Linked DNA regions of Homo sapiens: region 2 is linked to region 1. Evidence: chromatin loops called from intact Hi-C (ENCODE). Cell type or tissue: ascending aorta. All regions are shown on one strand. Each heading gives the region's core, and the rest is flanking DNA. Links, peaks and the distances in the headings are about the cores only.

The links. Hi-C counts contacts between places; a loop is a spot of excess contacts. Peaks named below come from ENCODE experiments on the same cell type or tissue, not always from the same donor. Only the 100,000 strongest peaks of a DNase experiment are listed, where the experiment ranks them.
Region 2: a loop joins it to region 1, with 2.3 times the contacts of the local background. A loop is called at or near these places in 4 of 110 quality-filtered maps.

What each region holds. Positions count from the first base shown.
Region 1 is chr22:48,739,669-48,754,833 of GRCh38, reverse strand. TAFA5 (TAFA chemokine like family member 5) reads right to left here. Exons shown (of 4, transcript NM_001082967.3): 4 at 2,902-4,995. The coding sequence ends at 4,987. Among named protein-coding and RNA genes, the nearest start is that of MIR4535, 33 kb to the left of the region's middle. In ascending aorta, for the core only: no CTCF peak of the experiment used is centred there; a DNase peak (open chromatin) is centred at 6,443.
Region 2 is chr22:48,787,287-48,802,451 of GRCh38, reverse strand. No RefSeq gene overlaps it. Among named protein-coding and RNA genes, the nearest start is that of MIR4535, 15 kb to the right of the region's middle. RefSeq lists an enhancer at 5,468-6,389. In ascending aorta, for the core only: no CTCF peak of the experiment used is centred there; no DNase peak of the experiment used is centred there.

The DNA.
Region 1 (15,165 bases), core at 2,300-10,299:
GGGGGGATGTGGGCAGTGCAGGACCCGGGCGGGGGGAACACGGGCAGTGCAGAACCCAAGGGGGGACAGGGGCAGTGCAGGACCTGGGGACACTGGGTGGGCTCCAACGGTCCCAGGACAGCCTGCCTCAGCTGCCTTCCGACAGGCGCTCTGGGCATGACCTTGAGGGCTGCTTGACCTTGGGGGTTCCTTGACCTTGGGGACCACTCCCCATTCCTGAGGGCTCCTTAAACTCAGGAATCCTTCAGGGTTCCTCCCTGGACCCTTGACTCAGAAAGTGCTCAGTACATGAGGGTGCTGGTGAAAATAAGCACACAGATGCGCGCACACACACACGTGCGCACACACATGCACACACATATGCACACACGTGCACACACATATGCACATCCGCACATGCACACACGTGTACACACATGCACACACGTGCACACACATCCGTACATGCACACACGTGTACACACATGCACACATGTGTACACACATACACACCCATATGCACACACACTGCACATGCACATAAACCACACAAACACACCACAGGCACACACACATTCACACGCACACACTCGCTCTCCGACAGGGCCCTTCGGCCTGCTCCCTGCTGCTGCTGGGTCATCCCTACCCATGCCAGCCCACTGCCTCCTGCCCTGTTCTTACCCACACGTGCCCCCATGTGGATCCATGCCCCTGGGAAGTGGATCCCATCCACAGTCTGAACTGGCCAGTCTGGAGGGGCACCTCACGGCTGAGACAGGGACGGCAGAAGGAAGACCCACATAGGAGGTGCCTACCCTGGCCCCAGGGCCTCAGGAGGGCAGAGGCTTGCGGGGTCTCCACTTTGTGATCTAGCAGCTGAGGCTCAGAGAAGCGATGTGTCCCAGGTCACAGACCTCACTAAGAGGGAGAGACAGAGCTTGGCCCAGACAGCATCTCTGAAGGCCAGCACTGAACGGGGAGCTGGGACAGGTTCCATGATGTGGGAGTGGCGGGCGAGCACCAGTGCCCAGGGTCACCCCTCAAGGGTGACACGGGGCCTGGGAAGGAAGTGCAAGGCTTCGATCAGGACCACGAGCACCTTTGCCTCGAGTGCTGGTCACCCTCCACCTCCTGACTCCTCGTGAGCTTGGCGAGGTTCTCTTTATTCTATCAATGGGGAAACTGAGGCTCGGAGAGGAAGCATGGCCGGCCTCAGGCCGTTGTGTGGAACGCCGCGCAGTGTGGCTTCCAGCCAGGCCTTCGTGACACTGCTCTACTGCCTGGGACAGAGAGGATGGAGACACTTGGCCCTGCCCCTTAGGTAGCAGTGGCCAGGACTGCCCCTAACCAAGGTCGTGCCCTTGGGGTGTGGCCTCTGCCTGCTCTTGTTGTCCTGCTGGGGCTGCACAGGGTGGCCAGTGGGGGCCCTGGGCAGAGGGTCCTGGGAGGCTGAGGACTATCTCTGAGTGTCTCATTTGCAGACTCCACTGGTGGCTCAGCTGGCCCAGGGCCCTGGGAAGGCGGCTCTCAGGCGCACAGGAGGCTGTGACCACCCCTAGAACACTAATGGATGGGGCCCATCTGTGGACATCCACACCTGCAAAGGGCTCTCCCCGGACCCTTCACCTTGGGGACGGAACCGGTTCTCTCCTTGGACGGGGCAGGTACTGCTCCCAGCAGCCTGAGTTAGGCGAGGCAGCGACCTCCTTCCCTCAGTGCATGGGGAGCAGAGGGAGCTTGGGCAGCCAGCGCTGAGGTTCCCGGTGCCTCCTGACCCAGGCAGCAGGGAGCTTCCTGGGAGGAACACCCCCAGGAGCCCGCATGGGGCTCATAGCAGGAGGACAGGCCAGGGTTCAGGCCCTTCTGCTCAGCCTCTGGGTATGGGGCTGCTCCTCAGGTATCAATGGTGGGGGCTGCTTTCCTCCCAGCACACTGACGCCTCTCCTCCCAGCTCTCACTGTGATACAGGAACGGGCTGGAGGCCCCTCTCCTGGCCAGGCTGCCCCATCCTGTCTCACTGTGCTGACCACAAAGCCACAGAATACATACTTCATGCCGTGCCTCTCCTCTGTGGGAGGGAACGGAGGACCCTCCAGCCCAGGCACCAGGGCACCCGATGGGGAAGAGGCCAGCCCAGGTGCTCCTGCAGCCACTGTAGCTCCGCCTCCTGCCCTCCCTCCCAGGAGAAACCCAGCCCCTTATGGGAAAAGCTGAGGCCTTGTCTGTCCACCTTGATGGCTCCAAAGACCAGTGACGTCTCCTTGGAAGGAAGCACAGACGGCCAGGCAGCCCGTGGCGCAGCCCCCCAGCCCAGCTGCCCAGTCCGAGATGCCCTATGGAAGAGCAGCTGGGGGGTACCTGGTGGTCCCACCCAGGTGGCCTCAGGTGTGGGCAGCAAGGAGGCTCTGGGCTCCAACCTGCTCTAAGTGGATGTCTCTGCAAAGGGGGTGCTTCAGACCTGGGCCTCCTTGGGGAGCTCTGTGTATGGCACCTGTGTGGGGCCAGCTCACGAGAACCTGGGGCCAGCCTCCCTACTGACAGCCTGGGCTTCCCCACCGGCCAGGGGAGGAATGAAGGAGAGCCGATGCCTGCCACACTCAGGCGGCCGCACGTCAGATCCGTGGAGGGACTCAGGGCGCAGTGTCTGTGTGGGGCAGCGATATTCAGGCAGGGATGACAGCCCCCCAGAGGGCTGCAGCCAGGCACTGCCCACTCGTCTGGGGCTGGGCTTCAGAGGCCATCCTTGTGGGTGCAGAAGAACCCAGGGGCTCACAGGCGGCACCGGCTATGCCGTGAGGGCTGCAGGCACTGTCTGCTCTGACCCTGGGGGTCCCTGTGCTGGCCCCAACCTGTCATCCCCACCAGCCTCACCAGCCACAGCCCCTCTCCCAGGACACCACGCCCAGGGAACAAAAGCCATGCTTATCAAAGGAGTTTTTCTTTATTTTTCATAATTTAGCTGAATCAACACAAAATTGAATACTGTAAAACAAGAAAAAAAAATATGCTGTAACATCTTAAATCTCCCGATCTCTGCCCTCGAAGGTGTCTACACTTGCTTTCAAAAGAAACAGGCGAGGGGGAGGCCGTGAGGACGCTGGCTGGCAGAGGCTGCCGGCCCGGGCCGCCGGAGCCGGGGCAGCTTGGGAAGGACCCTTTCCAGGCCCACCCCCTCTGTGATGACAAACCCAACCTCAGCCCCTTCTTTTAGTCCAGGATACAAATGCCTATAAATTTGTGGTGACTGAAAGGTAAATTATGTCCTCATGGATACCGGAACAGGTCTTAAATAAATGGATTTTCTTTCGTATCTTCAGTCTATGGTTGCTGGAACAGCTTCTATATAGTTATTTTTTTACGTTTTTTTTAGTAGGATAGAACTAGCATAATACTCATGTTAATTGGACTCATAGGTAGTATATACTTCAGCGGGAACTCAGGAAAATGAAGGAGGCTGGCGAACGACGGCCAGGGGAGAAAAACCAGAATTGTCGCTTATTCCTCGGCCCTGCCGGCCCCGCCTGCGCCTCTGCCCGGCGCGACTTTCTGGACCTAGTGACACGAAGACAGAGGACTTCTCAGAACGCGGGGACACAGGCGTGGGGAGAAGGGCCGTCAACTGGCCTCAAGGTCCGTGAGTGGCGAAAGGGGCAGGAAATGGGAAACAAAACCCATTGGAAGAAGCATGTTCAAGATATTGTACGCTCAAGTGTTGACCAATACAGGGACCAGAGAGGGAATCAGGAGCCAAGCCTGGCCCGCAGCGAGGGGAACCCGGCCTCCCCGGGCACGACCGACACATCCGGGACGCCGACGCCACGGTCCTCCGCACGCTTCTCCCAGAGTCCCGCCTTCCGTGCCTGGCACCCCGGGGTCCGCGGGGCACCACCTCCCCGCCGTGTCCCACCCCCAGAGTCTTCAGAAACACACGGGGCTCGGCCCGACTCTCAGGACGGCCGGGACTGCCACGTTAATTGTTAAATAGGATTTTCTACAAATATACAACATATAAAAACTGTTAAATATATAACTTTAGGCTTTGCAAAATACATTTAATGATCTCTTTCAAACAAGTGTTACTCGAGTTTTCTTTGCTTTCTGGAGCTAAATGGGGTATCGATGAGGCAGCAGTCACGGGAGACCCAACATGCTCTTGGCAGATACTGGATTATCCAACTATCAAAAATGGAGCTGTAGAAGAGGCATGTTTAACTGGTTAAAACAGAAAGGGATTTTAGTACGGTCAAGTTGATCTAAGTACAGAGGAATAAAGCGGCCTGCGTTCCCGGCGTCTGCGTGGGGGCCGTCGCTGCCTCCCGCAGGTGTGCCACGGCCTCCGCGCAGCCGAAGCCCGTCCTCCGAGGGTGCGCGGGGTGCTCCTGGGGTGGAGGCCTCCACCACGGCCGCCCTCTCCGCTCCGCCGGGGCCACCAGCATGTCTCTGCCACCATTGCCCTCCCGCCCGCACAAGCGACCCCAGGGACCCTGACAGTGAGGGTGCGTCCAGGTTCAGATAGATTTTGCTCTTTGGTCTATGGAGTATACTGAAAGTATAAGAAAATAAAAGCAATTCGGACAGTCTGGGGCACGGGAGGAGGCCGCTTCTGTGCCTGACAGTCCCCTGGGGCAGGCGTCGTGTCTCAGGCGGGCTGGGCTGCAGCCTTCTGTGGCTGCCGGAGCTGCCTCCTCCTCCTCCTCCTCTGAGGACAGCAGGGCCAACGCCACGGTCGGCGGGGGCTGGGCGCGGCCGGGCTCCCACAGACTGCGTATTGCTGATGCCAGGTGCCGCCCCCCGCCTATGTGTCTGAGTCCGGCCTCCTCGGGTCGGCTGGACAGACCGAAGCTCAGGATGCCAAGGCCTGAGGCCGTCCTTCACGGACCACAGGGAAACGGAGTGGGCGGGCGGCAGAGAACGGGTGAAGTCCGAGGCGAGTGGAGAACTGTGGCTGAGACGTGGGCTCTCCAGGGAGCCAAGGCCACTCCCGGGGCCCCTCAGGGGCTGTGTTTGTCAGGAGACCTGAGGAGCAAAGAGAGAGAGAGGGTGAGCCTCCTGCAGACGCTGCCCAGGGCCACAGGGAACACAGGCTCCTCTTCCCTCCCCGGCTCCTGCCAGCCGGCCTCCTGGAGGGCCTGAAACGAAGAGCTCATCCTCAGTGCTGTGAGGGACATCCAGGCCACCAGACAGTGCCCCCAAATCCCCACCCTTCCTTGTGTCTCGGGAGAGTGGGGCGCCCTCTGTGCACGACCTGGAGGGGCTGTCAGCCTCGGCCAGAGGCCTTCCCACCCCACTTGCCGGCTTCCTTCCTCTATGCAGCCATATCACTTTGCCACTCCACAGCTCAAGAACCATCTGTGGCTCCCTATTCCCTGTATCCAATTCAAACCCCTCCCAGCTTCCTGGGCCTCTGAGGCCACAGACTGCAGAGCTCACCCAGAATGGTCGCTGCAGGCTGGGGGACCTGGCCGCACCCCCACCACGGAGCCACCCTCCCCTGGCCATCCACGCCGGGCCTCTACAGGTCTGTGTGCCATTCCCGTGGCTGCCCAATCAAATGACCACATACTGGGGGATGGGGATCTGAAAGAGCAGTTAGTTCTTCTTGCCCAGACTCAAGGTGTGGACAGGGCCTGTTCCTGCTGGAGGATCTGAGGGAGGGTCCACTCCAGGCCCCCTAGGGGTTTCTGGTGCTCCAAGCAATCCTCAGTGCTCCTTGCCCGGGAGACGCATCGTCCTGATCTCTGCCTCCATCCTCACACGGTCCCCATGTCGACACAGACCCTGTCCCATCTGGCCCCGGGAGTATTCTCTTCAACAGGAGGCAGAGGCCCTGGGGCTCAGCTTCCCCCTGACACTCACCCTTTCCCTGGGCCCCAGGCAGCCCTGAGAATCTGCCCTTGAACCGACCTTGGCCAGGAAACTCATCATGGGACCCTGGCCCTGCTGAAAGTTCTGAGCCCACCCTGATGCTGTCTCCTGGGCGGGCACCTCCAGGCACCTGCCCACCTGGGTTAGGCCTCATCTGCCTTGTGTTAAATTCCTTACTCAGCCAGGGGCGGTGATGATGAGGGTCTCGCAACTGCAGGGCCTCCCCAAATCCCAGGTTCCGTCAGGGCCAGGGGTCATCTCCAGCACCCTGGCCAGCTGCGGTTCCTGAGCTCCTGGGCGCCAGTCACTGCTCTGGGAACGACCTTGCCGTCACCTTGTCATAGCCTCGTCTACCCAACGGGGCTGTGGGATTAGAACCCACACTCAACAGGACCTGAGGCTCAGGGGTGAGGGGACCTGCCCCGGGGACAGAACAGCCCCATGGCACACCTTTGAGACAGGGAGCCTCAGACGCCTTCCCAACCTGGCTTCCTGGAGCTGCCACCACGGCCGTTCTGCCTGTGGCCCAGCCAGCCCTCTCTGCCTGTGGACACTTGTGGCCTGGGTCACAGCTGGTGTGTCTCCTCACTGCACCCCTGGGGCCTGGAAAGGAAGCTGGCTCTGAGCTCCCCTCTGCTGGGTCCACGGGCGCTCGGTCATCCACAGTCCAAGGCCAAGGCCTGTGTCCTGCAGTCTGCAGCCGTTGTTCCAGAACCCAGTCCCCAGAGGGCTCAGAATTGGCCCCAGAGTGAGCTTGCCATCACACCGGGCTGTGGATGCCCAACAAGCTGGCATGAACGGTGTGGTCCCTAGCTGCCTGCTTCACCTGCGGGCACCTGATGCTTGGCCCACACAAGCCTTTCCATCAGGAGTGACCGGAGGGCGTGGTCCTGAGCCTGTGGAGCGCGTGTTCAGCTTACATAAGAGGTTTACCCTGTGCTCAGACACAAACAACAGAACCAAACCTCCCAGCTCCATTCATCCAGGTAAATGATACTTTCTCTTCCTCACTAGAAGTTTCCATCTGACGTTAAGGTCAGGAGGAGCCTGCTGTATGAAGGAACACGCTATTCTTTTTTTTTTTTTTTTTTTTTAGACAGAGTCTTGCTCTGCTACCCAGGCTGAAGTACAGTGGTGCGATCTCGGCTCACCGCAACCTCTGCCTCCCCCGTTCAAGTGATCCTCCTGCCTCAGCCTCCTGAGAAGCTGGGACTACAGGCATGCGCCTCCATGCCGGGCTAATTTTTATATTTTTAGTAGAGATGGACTTTCACCATGTTGGCTGGGCTGGTCTCAAACTCCTGACCTCAGGTGATCCGCTCACCTTGGCCTCTCAAAGTGCTGGGATTACAGGCATGAGCCACTGTGCCTGGCCAGAACACGCTGTCCTGAATGGAGCCCATACTAAAGGTTCCAGTAAACAGTAAGAAGAAAGCAGCAAGACAGCGTGAAGACCATGGTGCCACCTCCACGGACCCCTGGGACGAGGGACACTGTATCTTGGGAAAAACCCAAGTGGAATCAGGGAGGCCACTCTGGAAATACATACCGAATCCCAGCCATGTTCAGGAAGCCTTTGGCTTCTTTCCTGGGGCTGCTCCCTGAAGGTGCAGAGCCAGGTCACAACCAAGGCCCCAACGCTTCCTGCACCCCAAGGCCAGGTCCACGAGAAGGGCTGGAGCGGCTGTGGTTGGTTGCTGCTGTTCAAATCACCATGCAGAACATCAGGGACTCAGGCTACAGGGCATTCATTCTAGCAATCCCAGCAGGCGTCCTGAGCTGCAGCAGGTCATCTTCACAGGGAACCTTCTCCAGTCCCAGGGCCCCTTAGTTCTTAGGCTGAGCAGCAAAGTGCATTAGGGCAGGGCAGGGCCGGGCGGGAATGGTGACACCATGGTGGCCTCCAGTCCTGTTGGCTCATGGTGTCCACTCCCCTGCCCTCCGCCCTCCTAGCCTGTGAACCACTCCTTCCTGGGCTCCAGGGCGTTGAGCCCACTCTGTAGGGTATGGGCGAGGGTCCTACTGGAAGGGAGGTGCTGGCCACCAGCCTCCTGAGGACATGGGGGTCCGGTACCCATCAGGCTGGTGAGCTGCCTGAGGATGGCTGCCGGGGTGGGACGGGGAGCTCAGCAGGCACCAGGCCCCAGGGGTGCGGAGCAGGCTGACCCTCTGCTGAGGAAGCAGGCTGCCATCCCAATCCACCCTGATGACAGGTGACGAGGCCCCTCCGGCTTCTGTCCTGTAACAAGGCTGGACTAGGCTGCCACCTGGTAGGAGGCCAAGCTAGAACCCCTCTTCCCAGGGCGGGGCACACCTCCCGGGTCCGAATGCTGCAGCAGCAATTACTATCTGAACATCCACTTACTCTCTGAGCGTCCCCCTGTGCCTCAGTTTCTCCATGTGTAAACACACACCCACTTCCTGAGTTAGTGCTATGGCTTGAAGAGATCTAATAGAGCCAGCACCACGTGAGCATCTCTCTTTTTTTTCTTTAACAAGACGGGGTCTGGCCTTGTCACCCAGGCTGGAGTGCAGTGGTGCGATTGCAGCTCACTGCAGCCTTGAACTCCTGGGCTCAAGCCATCCTCCCACCTCAGCCTCCTGAGCAACTGGGACCACAGGCACGTGCCACCATGTCCAGCTGATGTCAATGTCTCTTATGTTGAAAATGAGAGTGACGGGTGACTGGGGTGTCTGCCTGCCTGACGAGTGGGGTGCTTCCTGAACGGCACGGGGTGGAGGCCAGCCTGAAAGCCCAGAATGCCCTGGACGACTTCACTGAGAGCAGAAAGACAACACCGAGAAGGGCCAGGCCCAGTGCCAGCCAGAAACCACAAGGACAGGGGCCGGAGGCGACCAAGCTACTCAGCCCAGGCGGATCCTGGGGACACACGCCCTTTCCTTGAATGGACGCTGAATGTGCCCCAGTGAGGGACACAAGGACCCCAGCCCATCGCTGTCTCCTGGAGGCTGCATCCTGTGTGTGCAGCTCACACACCTCTCTCCCCGGGACAGTGTGCCCCTGCGGGTCTCACAGGTGGCAGCTCCCGCTCTCACGCAGGAGCTCAGCTCACCGGCCCGCCCTCCTCTGACGCGTGTGTGGTGAAGCGAGGCCTCTCAGGACCTTCCTTCCCGTGGTGCTGCCAGGAGAGGTGCCTGACACCAAGCTCCAGCCTGTGGGACCAGGGGCAGAAGAGCCACGGTTTATATGAAATCTTTGGGCCGGTGCTGACACCTCCCGGGCCCCCTCCAAGTACCCACGTGGACCACAGTGGACAGAAGAGGCATCTGACAGGAGGCACCGCTGCTGCCCCAGATGAACAGTCATCAGCTGAGACTGAAGACGGAGTGAATTCTAGGACCTCAGGTAACTCCTGTAACGCCAAAATACAGGGCTGAGCCATTGAACACTATGTCATGTGTGTGCTCAGGGTGAACCCCGGACAGGCCAGCTGCCGACGACAAAGCCGTGTGTGCCCATGCTCAGGGTGAACCCCGGACAGGCCAGCCGCCAACGACAAAGCCGTGTGTGCCCATGCTCAGGGTGAACCCCGGGCAGGCCAGCCGCCGACGACAAAGCCGTGTGTGCCCATGCTCAGGGTGAACCCCGGGCAGGCCAGCCGCCGACGACAAAGCCGTTGTGTGCCCATGCTCAGGGTGAACCCTGGACAGGCCAGCCGCCGACGACAAAGCTGTTGTGTGCCAATGCTCAGGGTGAACCCCGGACAGGCCAGCCGCCGCCGACAAAGCCGTGTGTGCCAATGCTCAGGGTGAACCCTGGACAGGCCAGCTGCCGATGACAAAGCTGTGCCCTGTGCAATGAGCCTGCTCCACCAAAGAGCCAGGACTGGGTAGCAGACTCGGGTTCAGGGCTCAGGGCTGCTGAGACACCCTCACAGGCTAATGGTCCCAGGGATGAGACAGAACCCACTCCTGCCGGGCGCAGTGGCTCACGCCCGTAATCCCAGCACTTTGGGAGGCCAAGGCAGGTGGATCACCTGAGGTCAGGAGTTCGAGACCATCCTGACTAACACGGTGAAACCCCGTCTCTACTAAAAGTACAAAAGCAGGCCATGGTGGTGCATGTCTGTAATCTCAGCTACTCGGGAGGCTGAGGCAGGAGAATCGCTTGAACCTGGTAGGCAGAGGTTGCAGTGAGCCGAGATCGTGCCACTGCACTCCAGCCTGGGCAACAAGAGTGAAAACTCTGTCTCAAAAAAAATAAAGAAAAGAAAAAAAGGAACCCGCCCCCTGCCTCCCAGGGCTGCGGAAGCACAGAGAAAAAGATGTTCGTAAAGGTGCTCTGGAAATGTAAGAAACCACCCAAGTTAGGACCGTGTCGCCGGAAGAGCACACAGGTTTAGCACCGCTCTCTAACGAGGAGGCTGTGTCTGCAGAGCGACTTTGCCGAGTGCCCTGCAAAGCCCATTTCCCCAAGGCTGCAGGGCTGAGGGAATCAGTGGGGGCTCTACAACTTGACTGGGACCCGGCTCCAATCCCACGAACCACACGGGTCATGGCCTGGGGAGGGCCACCAGGTATCGATGCCTCCAGGCCTTCCCTGCTCGCCACACCGCTCCAGCCTTCATCTCACGAGACTCCAAAAACATCTCCTTTTCAGGAGGTGAAGCTGCCCAAGGGTGGCCCTCATCTGGGGTCACCAGAGAACCACAGTCTGTGGCCCCCACCTTGGAGCCTGAGTCAGCCACCCTCTACAGAGCGATGCTCAACGCACAGGGCCCAGAGCTCCCCTCGGTCTCCTTGATCCCACCAAGAAATGTCAGGGACTAAGGGCCATCATGGAGCCAGCATCGTCCTTAGGGCCAGCCCCTTCCTCACGGCCGAAGACACACATTCTGGGAACGAGGCCACCCCCGTGCCGTGGGGCTGCACAAGTGCAGGGTTCAGGGATGACTCCATCTCGACAGAACAGCCTTGGCAGGCGCAACTCGGAGCTTCCCCGACGGCAAACCCAGCCCTAGGACTGAAACTACGCAGAAAAATTAACAAGTAAAATCCCCCAAACTCATCACGACTGGTGTGATCACTGAAGCCAGACACAGTGCCCCAGGCCACCAAGCAACACTCGGCTGCTGTAGGGCAGGTGGGGGCATCGGCTGAGGAATGTGCGGACGGATCATCTGTTTATCTGTCAAACATTTATCCATCTGCCATAAACAAGGCACCTGACTCAGGAGGGCGGCAAAGACGAATGCAGGCAGGGTTCTTTCCCTCAGGGTAGAGGAGCTCCCCCAACACAGCTGGGCTGGCAGATTGGACATCAGAGACGTCAGCGCCTCGGCTGCCCACGGCGGGGCCCAGCTCCCCCACAGTCCGCTCCTGGCCGTGGTACGCCGGAATGAGGACGCACCTGGCAGCCCTCCCCCTCCTCCATGAGCTCAGGAATGAAGACTGTGCTGTACTAGACTTAGTCCTCTGTTGAGGCTGAACTGTGTTCTACAGTAACAGACATGAAGATCCTGACCCCATACCTGTGCATGGGGTCTTACTTGGCAGCAGGTTCTAGCAGATGTGATCGAGTTAGAATGGGGTCGTATCAGATTAGGGTGGATACCACTCCCTTACAGGGAGAAGGAAATCTGGACTCAGGGCAAACACACAGAGCAGCAGGCCCCATGCAGACAGAGACAGAGGCGGGAGCCACGCAGCCACAGCGGCTGCAAGAGGCAGGGAGGACCCTCTGCTGGAGCCTCCCAAGGGAGCACGGCCCAGCAGACACCGTGACCACAGACGTCTGGACCCCCGAACCGGAAGAATGGCAGGAGGAGGCAGGGAGGACCCTCTGCTGCTGCCTCCTGCGGGAGCACGGCCCAGCAGACACTGTGACCACAGACGTCTGGACCCAGAACAGTGAGAACGGGTTTCATGGTTTGAAGCCACCGGGTGTGTGGCATTTTGTTCCAGCGGCTCCCGGAGACTCACACAGCTTGGACACTGTGCCTGACCCGAGTGAGTCCTGGGGATGTTGACTGGAATCCGGGGGCTGCTGAGCCTGCGTCCCAGGGCTGGGCTGAGGGCGGGGCCAGGCAGCATTGCCCCAACATGTCCGCACTGTGGGGGCCCCGCGTGTGGGCTGCATGGAGGCAGCAGAGGGCCCTCCTCACACCGTCAGTCCCTTGGGCTTCATCGCACCTGAGCTCCCAGCTGGGGACTCAGCCCCGCTGAGCACCCCAGGCCATCTCTCCTCTTCTAATACACCATGCTGCCCAGTCCACCATAATGCCTGCTCCACTGTGCTGCCGGCTTCACCACACCACCCGGCCCACCACGTCGCCTGGTCCATCACACTGCCCGGTCTACCACGTTGCCTGGTCCACCATGCGGCCCGGTCTACCACGTTGCCTGGTCCACCATGCGGCCCGGTCCACCATGTCGCCTGGTCCATCACGCTGCCCAGTCTACCACGTTGCCTGGTCCACCATGCGGCCGGGTCCACCACGTCGCCTGGTCTGCCACGCCACCGGGTCCACCACAACGCCCGCTCCACTGCGCCGCCAGCTCCGCCACACAGCACCACCCGCTCCACCCGTCTCCTGCCCCACCTGCTCTGGCTGGGCTCTTGCTGTGTTAATGTGGGCTCTGACTAAAACTGTGCTTGACTCTGCTGTCTGTGTCCTCCGCTGTGAAGCAGGTTTCTCAACACCAGGACCATCCTCGTGGGGGTCAGTTCTTTTCCCGAACCTGGCAGGGGCCCCGTGCACCTGTGCCTGGTGAAGGATGAGGGGCCTGTGGGGTGGGGCAGGGCTGTGCCTGGTGAAGGATGAGGGGCCTGTGGGGTGGGGCAGGGCTGTGCCTGGTGAAGGATGAGGGGGCCTGTGGGGTTGGGCAGGGGAGCCGGTGCAGCCAGACCCCTCCAGAGCCTGGCAGGTGCCCCGACCTCCCACAGCCTCCCAGCTGGAGCCTCTGGGAGCCCCAGTTTCCCCGTCTGTAACACGGGATAGGAACAGTGTTTACCCCCAACCATGGGGTTCTTAACAAAAAACTGTTTAATTTCAAGAGTTCAGCCTAAGAGAGAATGCAGGGCACTTTTTCTATTGCAGAGTATAACTCAGAATAAAGAAGAAAAGCCACAGCGACCTTCCTCATCAGCTTCTACAAGCGTTCATCCAGAAGGCTGCCGTGTTATTGCTGGAGCTGCTGTAACCAGGTACCCCAGACTGGATGGCTTGAACAAAGGACATTCGCTGTCTGCAGCCCAGGAGGCTGGACGTCTGGGATCCACAGGTGCGGCAAGGCTGGCTTCTGAGGCCCCTCTCCTCGGCGTGCAGATGGCATCTCTGAGTCTGCACAGGCTCAGCCCTGTGTGTGTCTGTGTCCTCACCTCCTCTTCTTAGAAAGACAGGGTTCTCTTGAATCAGGACCCTGGACCCCAAGGATCCCACTTAAGCTTCTCTCCTTTAAGGCCCTATCTCCAAATACATTCAGACTGGGGGTCAGTGCTTAAATGTATAGATTTGGGGGATGCCGTTCAGTCCAAAAGAGCTGCTGAGGGGCTGACCTGTGGACTCAGGGACTTGAGGACTCTCTCTGAAGTTCACATGCAGAAAATGCCTAGAGTCCCGCCACCTTCCCCTCCACGCCCGACGCAGGAGGTGCTGGGGAACATGCCGGGTGACTCCCAAGGTGCCCAGATGGGACCCAGCGGTGAGGACGGTTCCAGCTTTGCAGGGAGGGACCCAGGGGTGAGGACGGCTCCACCTTCGCAGGGTGGGACCCAGCGGTGAGGACGACTCCGGCTTCGCAGTGTGGGAACGGGGGGCAGGATCTGGGCTGGGCAGCTCACCAAGGGGCTGGGGTGGAATCACGGACTCCTCACTTCCCAGAGCCTCATTTTCTCCATCTGTGCGGATAAGGACCACAGCCAGGGTGGTGGGAACACCCAGAGTCCAACACAACAGCGCTGTGAGCGCACCTCGGGGACGCTGGGTCTCCACTTCCTACATCCTCGGGGACGTTGGGTCTCCACTTCCTACAGGGATGACGCAGCCTCCCTGAGCGCTGACTCGGGGCCCTGCGAGGAGGCAGATGGGACCTGCGGCCATGTTCTCATCACTGCTGCCATTTCTAAGGCTGTTTACCTGGCACAGTCCCAGGGTTCTCAGGGGTGAGGGCGGGGGGTCACTGAGCTCCCCTGAGAACAGGGCAATTGTGAGGCCTGCCGGGGGCATGTCCTCAGCACGGTGCCTGCAGACCCTGCGAGGCCACATCGCAGCCACCACATCTCTGTGAACTGCCCCCAACACCAGGGCTGGGCTCTCGTGTGTGAATCTCCATCAGGGGTGGACACGTGACATGCTGAGCCCATCTGCTCTCTCTGGAATCTGTCCCTGGCTGAGAGTGTGGGCCAGTGACGGTGCTGGACCTTCGCTGAGACGGTTCTGAAGCCACGACGCTGCCACGTGCTTCCACGTTAGGAAGGAGACAGTACGAGGCAGATCCGCCAACTGAGGCCGGGGCACAGCTCCATCCCTGCCCCCCTGGTAAGCCCACTTTTGCTCACTAAGCAGTGGGAAATGGTTACTATTCCTTGCAACCAGAGAGTGAAGGCTATTGCTGTGTCTTATCTGCAAACACACAGGGAGGGGCCGGAGTCTGGAGGCTCTGTGAGTCCTCAGAGCCACGCAGCCAATGCGGGGAGGCTGGCTCTGCGACCAGCTCGTCTGCCCCAGGGCCCCCGCTCCTGCAGCCACCTCCTGCCCTGCCGTCCTCCCAGCCAGGGAGGCCACACCCAGCAGGGTGGGGTATAGGCTTCTCCTTGGGGCTCCTAGTTAGCAAAGTCACTGTTGGGTCCTGTTAGGAAAAGCCTCGAGCATCCATTCACCCTCTCCAGGGTTGGAGGAGAGGGGCCTGCAGCGTGAGCTCCTCCCTGTGCTAATTAAGGACAAGCCAGCTGGGATGGGCATGGGCAGCAGTGTCCAGGAGGATGGGCACTTGGTGGGTTCTAAGGAATCAGCACATCCGGACACCGATCAGACTCCCACTTAGAAAGCCGACCTGCAGTCCTGGACAGTTGAGGGTGCAGGGCCCCCAGAGCTTCTGCTGACTCAACGTCCTGACGGCCAGATTGCTGCCATAGACCATGGAGTAATCGTGCCTCGCGCCGGGGAATAAAGGGAGCTGTGCACGGCAAATGCACGGGGAGGCGCTGTCAGCTCTGAGAGGGAAGGATGGCACCAGGAGAACCAGTCCACAAGCAATGAAAGCAAGCCCACGACAAACACAGAGAGGCAGGCGGAGCCATCACATGCTCCTCCCCAGATCTGCTCAACACTTCATCCTTTATTGGTCATTGTTAACCTG
Region 2 (15,165 bases), core at 3,212-11,211, 47 kb before region 1:
CCCAGGTGTCCACCCTAGAGATGGGCCCCTCTCCACACTGCCACAGCTTTCCGCAGTGGGGCCTGACATGGAGGGGTGAGCCCAGTTCTGTGCTCTGGGGGAGGCCTCTGCTTCAGCATGAACCATTATAGGGTTTGTGTGTGTGTGTGTGTGTGTGTGTGTAGTGTGGTATGTGTGGTGACTGTGTGGGGTGTGTGGGGTGTGACAAGTTGTATGTGGAGTGGTGTGTGGTGAGTGATGTGTGATGACTGGTTTGTGGTTTTTGTGTGGTGTGTGCTTGGTATGTGTGATGTATGCCGGTCTGTCTGTGTGGTTTGTGAGTGCGACATGTGGAATTGTGTTGTGTGTGTCTCTGTGTGTGTGTGTAATGCAGGGTTAGAGTTGGGGAGTATGAACCCTGAAAATCTAAGACAGGTCTCAGTTAATGTAGAAAGTTTATTTTGCCAAGGTTGAGGACGCATACCCTCGACACAGACTCAGGAGGTCCTGGTGCCCAGGGTGCTCAGAGCACAGTTTGGTTTTATGCATTTTAGGGAGATATGAGCCATCAATCACCATATGCAAGATGAACATTGGTTCAGCCTGGAAAGGTGGGACAACTCGAGGTGAAGGCGGGACAACTGGAAGCAGGGAGGGGGTCCTAGGCCACAGGTAAGTGAGAGACAATCGGTTGCATTATTTTGAGTTTCTGGTGAGCCTCTCCAAAGGAAGCAATCAGATAGGAGCAGGCGGTGACTTTACATAGAATGGGAGGCAGCTTTGCCCTGAGCAGTTCTCAGCTTGACTTTTCCCTTTAGCTTAGTGATTTGGGGGGGCCCAAGATGTATTTTCCTTTCACAGGGGTAGGGTGTAGCGTGGGGCTACGTGCGTGTGTGCCTGTGTGTATACATGTGTGTCTGTGTGGTTTATGTGATGTGTGGAAGCGTGGTGTGTATGTGTGTTTGTGACATGGGGTAGAGTTGGGGGTATGGTGTCACGTGGAGCTACATGCATTATGTGCATGTGTGCATGTATGTATGTGTGTGTGTCTGTGGCTTTCAAGTGTGATATGTGGAAGCGTGGTATGTATATGTGTTGGTGATATGGGCGTGGAGTTGGGGGCTGTGGTGTCGCATGGGGCTACATGCCTGTGTGCCTGTGTGCATGTGTGTATGTATGTGTGTCTGTGTGATGTGTGGAAGTGTGGTGTGTATGAGTGTGGGTGTGGAGTTGGGGCATGTGGTGTCACATGGGGTTACATAACTGTGTGTGTGTGTGCATATGTGTGTGCACATGGGCTTGTATGCATGTGTGTGGTGGGGATGATATGAGGCATGCACATGCGTGTCAGGGTCCACTGCTCCAGGAGACTGTGCCTCAGGTCCTGGCCCCCTCCTCAGTCCCTGGCCCAACTCTGCTGTGGAGGGACGTTCCGGCTCCATCCCATGACCCGGCTGAAGGACACCCAGACCCACACCACCCTCCCCGCTCCTTCCCTGCACTGTTCCCGCTTCCTTTGCTTCTTGCTCTATTTGCATGTCCTGGTCTGGAACCCTCAGCCCCAACTGAGACCCTCCTCAAAATGGGCGCTAGGATGGGACGGCCCCAGCCCACTCCCCTGAGTGGGGCCAGTGCCACGTGGAGCCTCCTTCACCTCCATGCCTGGGCTCAGGGGTTCTCTGCCAGAGGGGCTCCTCTCACCCTTCTGAGGCTGGGCACCCCACCCTCCCTGTTCAGCCAAGACGCCGTCCTCCAGCCACCTGTGTCTGCTGGCACTGACCACCATGAGGCATCTCTGTCATGCCAGTTCTAGGCAGGTGCCGTGGCCACACGGCTCACCTCGCTCCACCTGGGTTGGAACTCTGAGGGGTCTGCAAAGTGAAGGTGCAGGGGAGATGGGAACACCCCGTTGCTCAGCACCAGACACCAGGAGCGTCCTGAGCCTGCCTGCCTCAGGTGGGTTCCCCAGGAGACAGATTTGCATTCGAGGAGTTTGTGGGGCTTGCCTTTGGGGTCTTGCCTGTGGGGAAGCACAGGAGGGAGGCCTGGGCTGAGGGGGGCACTCAGCTGTGATTCAGGAGCCAGGGAAGCTGTGAGTCCCACAGGGAGTGCTGGAACTGCATCCCCGGCAGAGCTGGCCCACCCTGAGGCACGAAGGTATGGCCGTTACCCAGATCAACCAGCCACTGGATGCGTGGGCTGCCCTGGGAGAGGGCACACCCCTGGATGTGGCAACCATCTCTTCCCAGGAGGGCAATTCCCAAAGAGCAGCTCGGCTGGGAGCCGTCACCACCGCCGCTCCCGGCTGCTGCAGGAAAGAAGGGTCTCCCTCCCCACGGGAGTCCCTGGGCGTGCACCCTCCACCCACAGGGCTTCTCAGGGTCTCCTGTTGCAATTGACGGGTCTGGGGCAGCTCCCCATGTGGCATCAAAACTGGAAGGGAGGAAGGAGTCAGACAGACTCGGGTGGGTGACCTGGGACCCTGCTACAAATGGAATGTTTGTGACCCCTCAAAACTCTTCCCTTGTCACCTAATCCCCAGTAGGATGGTATTTGGAGATGGGGCCTTTGAGAGGTGATGAGGCCAAGAGATTAGTGCCCTAACACATGAGACCCCAGAGAGCTGCAGTCCCCCCTAACATATGAGGACACAGGGAGGCGGCACCGTCTCTGAGGAATGAGCCCTGGCCAGCACCTTGACCTGAACTTCCCAGCCTGCAGAACTTCCAGAAGCAACTTTCTGTTGTTTACAAGCCCCCAGTTTGTGTTATCTTGTTATAGCAGCCCGGAGAGGCTAAGACCGCGCCCAGCCTGTTCTTCCCGGAGGCCAGGGTCTCCAGCACCCACCTCCTCCAGGAGCAGGGTCAGCCACCCCTGCCATGAGCCAAACTCTTATCCTTGCCTGCTGGGCCCTGGGAGCAGGGCGCCTAAAGACACGGGTGAAAGTCGATTGGGATATGTGCGGAACTGTTTATTCTTAGAAACAGGACCTCCAACCTGCCAAGCATGTATTTGTGGGAACAGAAAGCAAAATCACCCAAGCAGACCACTGAGCAGGATCACAAGTGGGAATCCTAGCCACGCCTGGGGCCCCGGACCCGTGTATTCTACGCATGAGAGGAACGGTGGTGACTCATGGTCATCCACTTAGGATGTGCACACAGTTCCTACTGCACGGTTTTGTTAAACAACGTCGGTCTCCAACAGCATGGGTGGGATTGCAGGTACCAGGGCTATCAACCCTGATAATGGCACAGAGCACAGACTGTGCCGCCCAATCTCCCTCAACAAATCACAACACAGGTGTCTTGTGGGCACCATCATGGGGACCAATCACAGCGCTGCTTTCAACGCCGGCCTGTGATCCATGCCCAGGCACCTCTAGGTCGGTTCTCACACTGGCAGCCAAGCCTGTTGCACTGTCACCTCCCTGACCCCAGCGATCAGCGCCTGTGACATTTGACAAACACAGATGCTCCACGGAGGAGCTGCCCCACAGAGACGGGAGTGCAGCCAAGAGACAAAGTCACCGGGCATGAAATTACGCGGAGTAGCAGGAGAAACAGCTGAGCATGGGGTCCCAGGTTCATTCTGGCCACATCAGCCCTGTTTCCAGGAGTCCTGACCCCCGTCAACCCTGCACATGGACTTGTGCCTCCATGTGGACAAGCTCTGTCTCCAACTCCACGTCCCACTCATGGACCTGCCCCCTCGGGATGCAGCCCCACACAGGGTCCCTGGCCCCCGAGGCCTGCATCCTGGCCCCGAAGCTCCTTCAGGGAGAGCTCCCTCCCTCCCTTTAAGATCCACGATCGTCCTACAGGCTGACTTCCTGGGGTCTGGTGTCCAAGAGGGGAAGGCCTTGACCCTTGGACGGGGGTGCACCGTTGCCTTATTGAGGCCCTCCTTGGAGAATACATGGTCCTCCCTTGCATGACGTCAGACCTGCCCCTCATGGGATGAACCCCAACGTTAGGCAGCTCCCGGGGCATCAGACCCGCTCCTCATGGGATGAACCCCAACGTTAGGCAGCTCTGGGGCGCGCTGGCTTTGGGGCCTCCCCTTCAGCCCCGGGGCCCCACAGAAGCAGAGCGTCCCTCTCATGCCTGCTGGGACTAGGTAACTCCTGCTGGGGTCTCACTCTGATTCCAAATTGGTGGGTTGAGTTACGTCCCCTCCCAAAAATCACATGAAACTCCTAGCCCCTAGAACCTCAGAACAGGGGCCACATTCGGAACCACCACAGTGACACAGAAGCAACACTGGAACAAAAATAAAGGCCAATTAATTGTTCTGGAAGTGTGGAAACTTTGGAATCAAGTTATAGATTCAAGAGTCTCTGCAGATTCCAAGCAGAACAAATGTGAAAAAGCACCTATGAGGTAAGAATGTGGTCTTTATTCGGAAGTAGAGTACTTGCAGATGTAACTGGTTAAGATCCCAGAGGAGGGTGGCGCTAATTCAATGTGAGTGGTGTCCTCACACAAAGGGGACATTTGAGCACATACAGATGTACCCATACGGGAAAGGCCGCGTGAAGATGGAGACAGAGATGGGGGTGATGCTTCTACAGGCAAGGGGCCTCAGAGATCACCAGCAAACCCCAGAAGCTGGAGAGAGGCCTGGCACAGATGTCCCCTCACCGCTGCAGGAGGACCCCGCCCTGCCAACACCTCGATCTCAGAACCTGGAACTATGAGGTAATCAATTCCTGTTGTTGAAACTGTCCAGCCTGTGGTATTTTTTTATAGACACTGCTGGACCAAACTTTTCTCCAGATAACAGAGAAGTGCCCAAGTGTGTCTCATCCTGGGAGGAGCACATGGCTGTGTGAGAGTGCCGTCCTTGAAGGAACCAACCCACTGGAAGTGTAAAGCATCTGCTCCCTATGAAGCTCTCTGAACTCCTACTGCAAGGCCTCAGCACACCATGCAGGTGAGTCCGGAACACACAACCGCCCGTGCCTGCCAGGCAGCTGTGCTCCTCTTGGCTCACTGTTAAGAGTGTCCTAGAGCCAGCAGCCCCTCAGTGCCAGGGCTCGGGAACTGGGGCCAACATGAAAGAAAGAGCAACCATTAGGCCAGGTGCAGTGGCTCATGCCTGTAATCCCAGCACTTTGGGAGGCCGAGATGGATGGATCACCTGAGGTCAGGAGTTCAAGACCAGCATGGCCAACATGGCACAACCCAGTCTCTACTAAAAATACAAAAATTAGCCGGGCGTGGTGGCATGCGCCTGTAGTCCCAGCTACTCGGGAGGCTGAAGCAGGAGAATCGCTTGAACCTGGGAGGAGGAGTTTGCTGTCAGCCGAGATCGTGCCACTGCACTCTAGCCTGGGTGACAGAGTGAGACTCCAAGGAAGGGAGGGAGGGAGCAACCATTAAAATAAACAGGTAAATAAATAAAATAGATAATAAAAATAGATAAAATAAATAAGATACCTTGATGTAACGTGCAATTCCCAAGGCATGCAAACTCCATCAGCCGATTGACCTGAGCACCCCTGTCTCCTCCAAAGCTCTCATCCCATAGACGCTCAGTCCACTCCCGTCCCTGCTCCAACTCCAAGGCCCTGATCCCCTGCGCCTGGAATGCAGACCAGGTGTTTGTATTTATTTGTAAGAGCCCAGGTGATTCTGAGGCCGCTGGGCTGGGAGGCACCATTCAGAGACCCAGGTGGTTCCTGACAGTAACAACCAAGAAACGAGAAGGCCCCCGTGGAATGGGAGAGCTTCACCCTGTCTGCCGCAGGCTTGTCCCCTGTTGAGGCTTTGTTCTCAGGTGCGGTTGCATCATTCTGAGGAATGCATTTCTCTATCCAAGTATGTTTCCATGAGAGTAAGTTTCTGGGGGAGTCTTTGCAACAAATGAACAAGGCAATAGCCCTGCTCACAGCCCTCATTGCAGTGAGTGAATTCACATGGCCTTAGTTTCAGGGTCCAGATCTCATGGGAGGCTCCACTCCAGCTCCCTCCCCAGCAGGATGAATCAGCTTGAGTCACTCCCACGCAACACCCACCCTGTGTCTCTGGCATGGCCCTCTCCAGGCATGAAGAGAAGGCAGATGGACGTTCACACTCCATTGTCCAGGTGCACCGGGACGGAGGGGCTCTGGATTCCACGCAATTAGGGGGATGTGGCATATTTCTGGCATAGGCTTTTCCAACCCCCACTCAACTAAGGACAGCTCAGAGCTCTCTCCCGAGCTCCTGAGAAAAGTTTTTAATTACTTGCTTGGCGTCTCCACCTGTTGTGTCATGGTCGCTCACATCCCACAGGTGGGAGGAAAAAAAATCAGCTTCTGCTCACAAAGCAGGCCTCCTGTGTTCGGCGTTTCAACTCCTGGCCTGGTCGTGGTATCATGGCCTCAAATTCATCCACCCACAGACCCGTTCCTAAAGAAATATTTGCAGAGTTCCTGCTATTTGCAGGCACTGTTCTAGGAGCTGGGGATACCATGAACAAGAGACACACAATTCAGAAACCTGAGCTCACACATCTGTCTATGTTGAGGCAGCTTATGTCAGACTCACCGTCCTGCCAAGAACAACTGTGATAGCTTGATGAAATTTCAAAAAGAAAAAAAAACAAAACACAGCTTGAAGACATCAGAGAGCAGCCCAGGCAGCCAGGATCTGAGAAGTTAAGAGCCTGCCCAGAACCTCCCCAGAGCCAATCCAGAACCTTCCCAGAAATGGGCACAGCTTGGGAGGCAGCCCCTCCCCGACACTGGCCACTGCTTTTTCTCCTTGGGGCAGCTTCTGTCCCACCCACAAGGGCAGGAAGATGAGAGAGTGCAGCCCAAGGCCTTGCCAGAGTCTCCCTGGGCTGGGACGAGAAAGTTGGAACTCAGGGCTCTCAGGATGCCAGGGTTGGGGTTTTAAAAATGCCAGGAATACTGCTGCAGTGTTCATGCAGATGCATGTTGCTTTTTGGTAGAAGGAGGAAGGGGCAGGGGTTGAAAAGCGAACTGTTGCATACTGTGCTCAGTAAGTGTGTGACAGGATCATTCATCCCTAACCTCAGCATCACACAGTATACCCAGATAATAAACCTGCACATGTAGCCCCTGAATCTAAAATAAAAGTTGAAAATAAATAAACATAAATAAAATAAAAATCCCAGCGAAGTAAGAACTGGAGGAAGTAGGCCTGGCATTCCACACACAGCATCCCCTCAAGGGTCCTGATCTCGAACTTAGATGCACCTGGATTCAAGGCTAAGAAAGCAAACGGAGTCAACAGTGAAGGAGGCTGGAAAGTTGAGTGGCGGTGTCAGCTGCCCTGCAAGGCTAAGGAAAAGAAGACTAGAGTTCCTGCACCTTACAGAGGGGGGCCCCCGCAAACAAACCAGGCCGCTAGCAGAGCTCTGGTGAGGCTGAGCCCCAAGACTGGGCATAGGGAAGAAATGGGTCAGTCCTGCAGTTGCCTCCAAGGTATCTGCTCCTATCTGACTCCCGTGCTGGGTGGGCGTGGATTCCATCCTTTCCCAGGAAGAGGGTCCTCAAGGAAGCCTCTGAAGTCTCTCATGCAACATGTTCAACTGTCAATAAAATAATTACCAGGCATTCTCGGAGACAGGACCAAATGAGCAGAAACTACGAGCAAAACAAAAACTGACTTAGGAGTGATTCAGAGTTTGGAGTCTTTCAATATCTTAGTTAAAATAACTACTAATAATACAGACCAGAAAATAGCTGAAAAATGAAAACTTTCTGAGAGAACTGGAAATGAACCAAAATTGTCAAACGGAAACTGCAAAATTTTAAAGTGAAATAATTAAAATTAAATATTCACTCTATGGGCTTAGCAGCAGATGACGTAGAGCAGAAGAGAGAACATTGAAATGGGAGAGAAGGCAGTAGAGCCTGTCTAGATGAACACACGGCAGGTAAAAGGATAGAAAGGCAGGAAAGAATGGGGGAGATACGTGGGGTGACGGTGAATGTGTAATTGCACCCATACAAGGGCAGAGAATAACGGGCACAGAAGCAGTCTTGGAAAAAAAGAAAGGCCAGTTCATTTTTTTAGAAGTGTGGAAACTTTGGAATCAAGTTATAGATTCAAACATGTCTGCAGATTCCAAGCAAAGCAAATGTGAAAAGCTCCCCCAAGGACTGAGAAGACAAAGCAAAAAATTCTAAGAGCAGCTAGAAATGTAAAAAGTGCATGCGCACACGCACACGCACGCACACACACACGCACACACGCACATACACGCCCAGACATGCACGCACACACACGCACGCACACGCACACACGCACACGCACGCGCACACGCAGGCACGCACCCACGCACGCGCACACGCACACAAGGACACACGCGCACACACGCACATACACGCGCACACTCACGCCCACGCACACACGCACACGGACACACACGCACGCACACGCGCACACACACGCACACACACTATAAGGAATCAACAGGGAAACACAGCTTACTTTAAAAGGAAACAAAAAACGATAAAAAGATGGAAGACAGTAGAACGGTGTCTTTAGAATGCTGAGAGAAAATTGCCAACTTGGAACTCCATAGTAAAATATCTGTAATAAAAGCGAAAAAAAATTTTTGATAAAAACTGAGAAGATGGATTCACTGCAAGCAGAGGCATCCTGTAAGAAGCCATCCAGGTATTGCTAGACGCACGGTGATATGGGAGGAACACTGCACAGGGAAGTGAGAATATATGAGTCTATCTAAATAAACGTCATTTTTTTTCAAAATAATAGTAATAATGTGTAGCTGGGTTAAATTTTTGGTAAATTTAACAAGACTATCAGAAAGGGTGAAGGAAGAGAGTAAATATCGAAGAAGTGTTTTAAAATCCTTGCACTAACTTGGAAATGGTAAAAGAAATAAATGTAGACACGAAATGTAGCAAAGGTAATTTTTAATCTCTGGGGTAACTAAAAGAATACTTAAAGATGTAAAATTGAGACTGATAGGAGAGAAATAGGAAATACAATTATTAATTAATCAAAAAGAAGCCAAAAATGGGAAAAAAAGAAAAAAAATCAGAATGGACAAATAAAAAACTAGAGGAAAGACAATAAATTTGAAGAGAAATACATCAATATGTATCTTCAAAGAGACAAGGACACCCCCTCTCTGCATTCTGTTCAATGTTGCCCTGGAGCTCCCCAGCCAGGGCAGCTGTACCCCCTGTGTGTGAGTATAAATGTGTATTTTACATATGCGATTAGAAAGGATAAGTAACATTTTATTTTTTCACTATAAACATTATTATATATGTGGAATATGAAAAAGAATCTGTAGATAAACTAGAGGAACTATTAAGTAAATCTATGTTCAATGTGAATAATTCTATTACTACCTACCAGCAAAAAAATGAGAAATAATGAAAATGTTAAATGATTCTATTTACACGGGCACTGGGTGTGTACAGGATCACTGCAGGCTCAAAGCGAGTACGACAGCAGCATTTTAAGATTGGGAGGGGACACTGGGAGACACAGATGCAGACACACATGGAAGGCACTGTGTAAAGACACAGAACACATAGAGGGGAGATGACCAGAGGCAGAGGCGAAGCGATGCTCCCACCAGCCAAGGAATGCTGGGGGCCGCGAGAAGTTGGAAGAGGCAAGGAGTGTTCCCACCCTGGAGGCTTCAGAGGGTGCTTGGCCCTGCTGACAACTTGATTCAGGACATCTGCCTTCCAAAACAGAGAGAATCGATTTCTGTTGTTTTAATCCGTCGGGTGATTCATTACTGCAGCCCTAGGAAACGTCCTGTCCACCAAAGCTTTGTGCAGAGCACGCAGCCCGGCAATCGAACTCCTAGAAACAGATGCAAAAGAAATGCATGAAGTGATGACAAAAGAATTCATCCATCACGCCTGTAATCCCAGCACTTTGGGAGGCCAAGGTGGGCGGATCATGAGGTCAGGAGATCGAGACCATCCTGGCTAACACGGTGAAACCCCATTTCTACTAAAAATACAAAAAATTAGCCAGGCGAGGTGGCGGATGCCTGTAGTCCCAGCTACTCAGGAGGCTGAGGCAGGAGAATGGCGTGAACCCAGGAGGCGGAGCTTGCAGTGAGCTGAGATTGCGCCACTGCACTCCAGCCTGGGCGACAGAACGAGACTTCGTCTCAAAACAAACAAACAAACAAACAAACAAACAAACAAACAAAGAATTCATCCAGGATCATGCATAGCAGCACTGATTTCAACACAATCTCAACAGAATGAATGAAAACTTCAGTATGCCATGAAATGTTACCTTGTAAGGAACACGATTAGAGCTGTTCCTTACACACACAGATGAACTTCACATAGCGTTGAGCAGGAGACAGACATGAAAGAGAAGCTGCTTTATAATTGCACGTAAACAACATTTAGGAGGAGGCAGAACTAAACTAGGCGTTCGAGATCAGGACACTGCTGACCTACATGGGAGGTGCCATCTGGGAAGGAGGAAGACGAGCCATTGGGGGCTGGAAATGGTCACTCCCATTCAGCCGTTACATGGGTGTGTTTCCTCCCAGAAATTCATCCGGCCAGGACCTATTATCAAGGCCTAGGAATGGGTCATTCCATTGACTGCGTTATTCTTGGGTTAAATATTTTCACACAAAATAATCAGAGGCCCCAAAAGCTCCTCAAACCTACCTCACTCCACTCTCCACACGGTCCACCTCTTGTTTACGATACCTCTCAAAAATCTAACCTGCAGGTAAAATGAAAAACATCGCAAAGCTTCTAGAAAGAAACAGGAGGAAATCAAGATGGCTTTGTGCTTGGTGATGAGTTTTTAGATATGACACTGAAAACACAGACCTTGAAGGCAAAAAAGCCTTAGACTTTATTCAGATGAAACCTCTGCTCTGTGAACGATGCTGGGAGGATGCTGAAGACAAGCTGCACGCTGGGAGGAAACATTTGCAAAACACATCTCTGGTAAAGAGCTTGTACCAAAATATACAAAGAATTCTTGAAATTCAACAATAAGGGAACAACCCAGTTAAAAAGTGGGCCAAAGAACTGAAGACATGCCTCACGGAAGAATATATACAGAGGGCAAATAAGCACACAAAGGAATCCTCAGGATCAGTGGTCATTAAGATATTGCCAATTTAAACAGTAATGTGATCCCACTGCACACCTATTAGAATGGTTCACAGCTGAAACCCTGACAACACCCAATGCAGGCAAGAAGGCAGAGCCAGGCGACCTCTGGTCCATTGCTGGAGCACTAGCAAAATGGCACAGCCATTCAGGAAGAGAGCTTGACAGTTTCTTGGGAAGTTAAATATAGTCTCACCATATGATCCACCAATCACACTCCCACATATTTATCCAACTGATTTGAATACTTATGTCTACACAAAAACCTACATGCAAATATTTATAGCCATTTTATCCATAATCTCCAAAAACTGAAAGCAACCAAAATGTCATTCAAAAGGTAACTAGATAAACAAATGACGGTCCTTTCACACAACGGAACATAATTAGTGACAGAGATGAGCTACCAAGCCATGCAGAGAGAGGAAGGAATCACCAATGCTTGCACCTTGAGTGCATATTTTTCATGTGAAAAAAGTCAGTCCAAAAATGGCTACTCACACTCTGTGATAACAATATTTTCAAGCATGTGAGAAAAGGCAAAACTATAGAGATAGTAAAAAGACCAGCGGTCACCAGAGATTGGAAGGGGAGGGAGGAGGGCTGGACAATGAAACAGCAAGGACTCTTAGGGCAGTGAAACTATTCTGCATGATGCTGTCATGGGGGAGCATATGACACTGTGCATTTGTTATAACAGGTTTGGATCATAATTCCCAAAAGATGCAATCCCAAACTCCATAATCTTGAATGTTGAAATCCCAAAAGATCAAAATCTCTAAACGAAAGTTGGGAAAATTTAATAGGGAACACTCAAGTCACTGTTTATCAGGTCACAGAACAATTTCAAAAGAGGAGCAGCAATACCATATAGAAAATTAACGTAGGCCGGGCACAGTGGCTCATGCCTGTGATCTCAACACTGTGGGAGGCCGAGGCGGGTGGATCGCTTGAGCTCAGGAGTTCAAGACCAGCCTGGCCAAACATGGTGAAACCCCGTCTCTACTAAAAATACAAAAATTAGTCAGGTGTGGTGGTGGCGCCTGTAATCCCAGCTACTCGGGAGGCTGAGTCAGGAGAAGAATCGCTTGAACCCGAGAGGTGGAGGTTGCAGTGAGCCAAGATCAAGTCACTGCATTCCAACCTGGTGGACAGAATGAGACTCTGTCTCAGAATAAAAAAAAAAAAAAGAATGTGAACTTTCTTGGCAGAGAGAGTCATATCCTGAGAGGGAAAAAAAGCAGCTTTTCATTTATCATGCAAGACTCCAAAATATAGTTAATGGTCGTGAACAAGGGCCAGCTCTTATGGACACCTTCGTGCAATTGCCTGTAATCCATCCCTGTAATATACGTTTCATACGTCAAATTTTGTTTTTAGTTTTATTTTAACTTATTTAGTTTGTTTTTACTATTTTAAGTGGTCAGATTTTTTTTCTTACAATTTCCTGTGCTATGAATTTTATCATTTCCGCATCATTTCCAATACTGGAGGTGTAAATTGTGCTGAGACTTTACAGTTCTAATTATTTTATGCCTTTTTTTTTTTTGCAAATTTGACTCTACAAAAGCACATTATCATAATATTGACATTTTCTATAAGTATTGCCCACGTACGTACAAACTTTGAAACTTCCTCAGTAAATGGAGAGATGTCTTTTTTGTACATCCGCATGTATGAAAAATGAAATTTCTTGGGATCTCGGCTCTTTGGTCACCATCATGGTGACCCGTCACGGTTTTTGACAGAACTTCTCAAAATACTTAGGTTGTTCCTTGCAGTATCTCAGATGACTGCAGTTAGTGAGCTGGGTGCTAACAATTACCAGCCATTGTGGTATGTGTTTATACATTTCCCTTTTCCACCAGTTTCTTTTCTTTCCTTTTTTTTAAAGATGAGGTTTCACTCTGTCACTCAGGCTGGAGTGCAGTGGCGTGATCCTAGCTCAATGGATCCTCCTGCCTCAGCTTCCCGAGTGGCTGGATGGCAGGTGTGAGCCACCTGTCCTGTTTCCATCACAGACACAGCTCATCTTTTCTTTCTTTATTTTTGAAGGGGAGTCTTGCTCTGTCTCCCAGGCTGGAGTGCAGTGGTGCAATCTTGGCTCACTGCAAGCTCCACTTCCTGGGTTCACACCATTGTCCTGCCTCAGCCTCCCGAGTAGTTGGGACTACAGGCACCCGCCACCACGCCCGGCTAATTTTTTTGTATTTTTAGTAGAGACAGGTTTTGCCATGTTGGCCAAGCTGGTCTTGAACTCCTGACTTTGTGATCCACCCTCCTCGGCCTCCCAAAGTGCTGGAATGACAGGCATGAGCCACCATACCCGGCCAGCTCATCTTCTTATAACTGTTATGGCCATGTGTCTGTCCTTAGTTTACTGAGTGTTTATGCTTGCAAAAATACGTATGTGATTATTGCCTATTTTATTTTGTAAAGTGGCCTATAAAGGCCACTTTTTGATTCCACTTTTAAGTGGAATGGATTGTTTTAGATTCCACTTATAAGTGAGAAAATGTGGCTGGGAGTGGTGGCTCACGCCTGTAATCACAGCACTTTGGGAGGCCAAGGTGGACAGATCACAAGGACAGGAGATCAAGACCATCCTGGCTAACGTGGTGAAACCCCATCTCTACTAAAAATACAAAAAATTAGCCAGGCGTGGTGGCGGACACCTGTAGTCCCAGCTACTTGGGAGGCTGAGGCAGAAGAATGGCGTGAACCCAGGAGGCGGAGCTTGCAGTGAGCTGAGATTGCACCACTGCACTCCAGCCTGGGTGACAGAGCGAGACTCTGCCTCAAAAAAATAAAAAAATAAAAAATAAGTGAGAAAATGTGGTATTTGTCCTTCTGTGCCTGGCTTTTTTCATTTAGCCTAATGTCTTCCAGATCAATCCATGTTGTCACAAAATACAGAACACTTCTCTTTTAAGGCTTAATAGTATTCTATTTTATGTGTCTGTGTGTGTATATATATAAAATATATGTGTGTGTGTCTATATATGTGTGTCTATATATTATATGTGTGTATATATAATATGTGTGTATATATTATATATGTGTGTATGTGTGTATATATAAATATGTGTGTATATATAAAATATGTGTGTATATATATGTGTGTATATATTATATATGTGTTATATAAAATATGTGTATATGTGTATATATATGTATATATAATATATGTGTATATATAATATATGTATATATAATATATATGTGTATATATAATATATGTATATATAATATATATGTGTATATATATGTATATATGTGTATATATAATATATATATGTGTGTGTATATATGTGTGTATATATAATCTCTATGTGTATATATGTGTGTGTGTCTATATATTATATGTGTGTATATATGTGTGTATATATTATATATGTGTGTATATATGTGTGTATATATGTGTGTATGTGTGTATATATAAAATATGTGTGTATATATAATATATATGTGTGTATATATTATATATGTGTTATATATAATATATGTGTGTATATGTGTATATATATGTATATATAATATATATGTATATATAATATATGTATATATAATATATATGTGTATATATAATATATGTATATAATATATATGTGTATATATAATATATATGTGTGTATGTCTGTATATATGTGTGTATATATAAATAATCTTTATGTGTATATATATGTGTGTGTGTGTGTATATATATATATAAAACGTTTCTTAATCCATTCATTCATTGAGAAACTCTTAGGTTGACTCCATAACTTGTCTATTGTAAATAATGCTGCCAAAACAAAACATAACAACAACAAAAATAGACAAATGGGATTATATCAAACTATAAGGCTTCTGCACAGCCACAGAAACAATTAACAGTCAAAAGACAACCTGTGGATAGGGAGAAAATATTTGCAAGCTGTACATCTAAATACGGGGTTAATACCCAAAATGTATAAGGGACTCAAACAACTCAATAGCAAGAAAATAAATGAACCAATTTTAAAAACTGGCTTGGGATCCAATAGACATTTCTTAAAAGCCAACATACCAATGGCCAACACATATATGAAAACATGCTCAATATCACT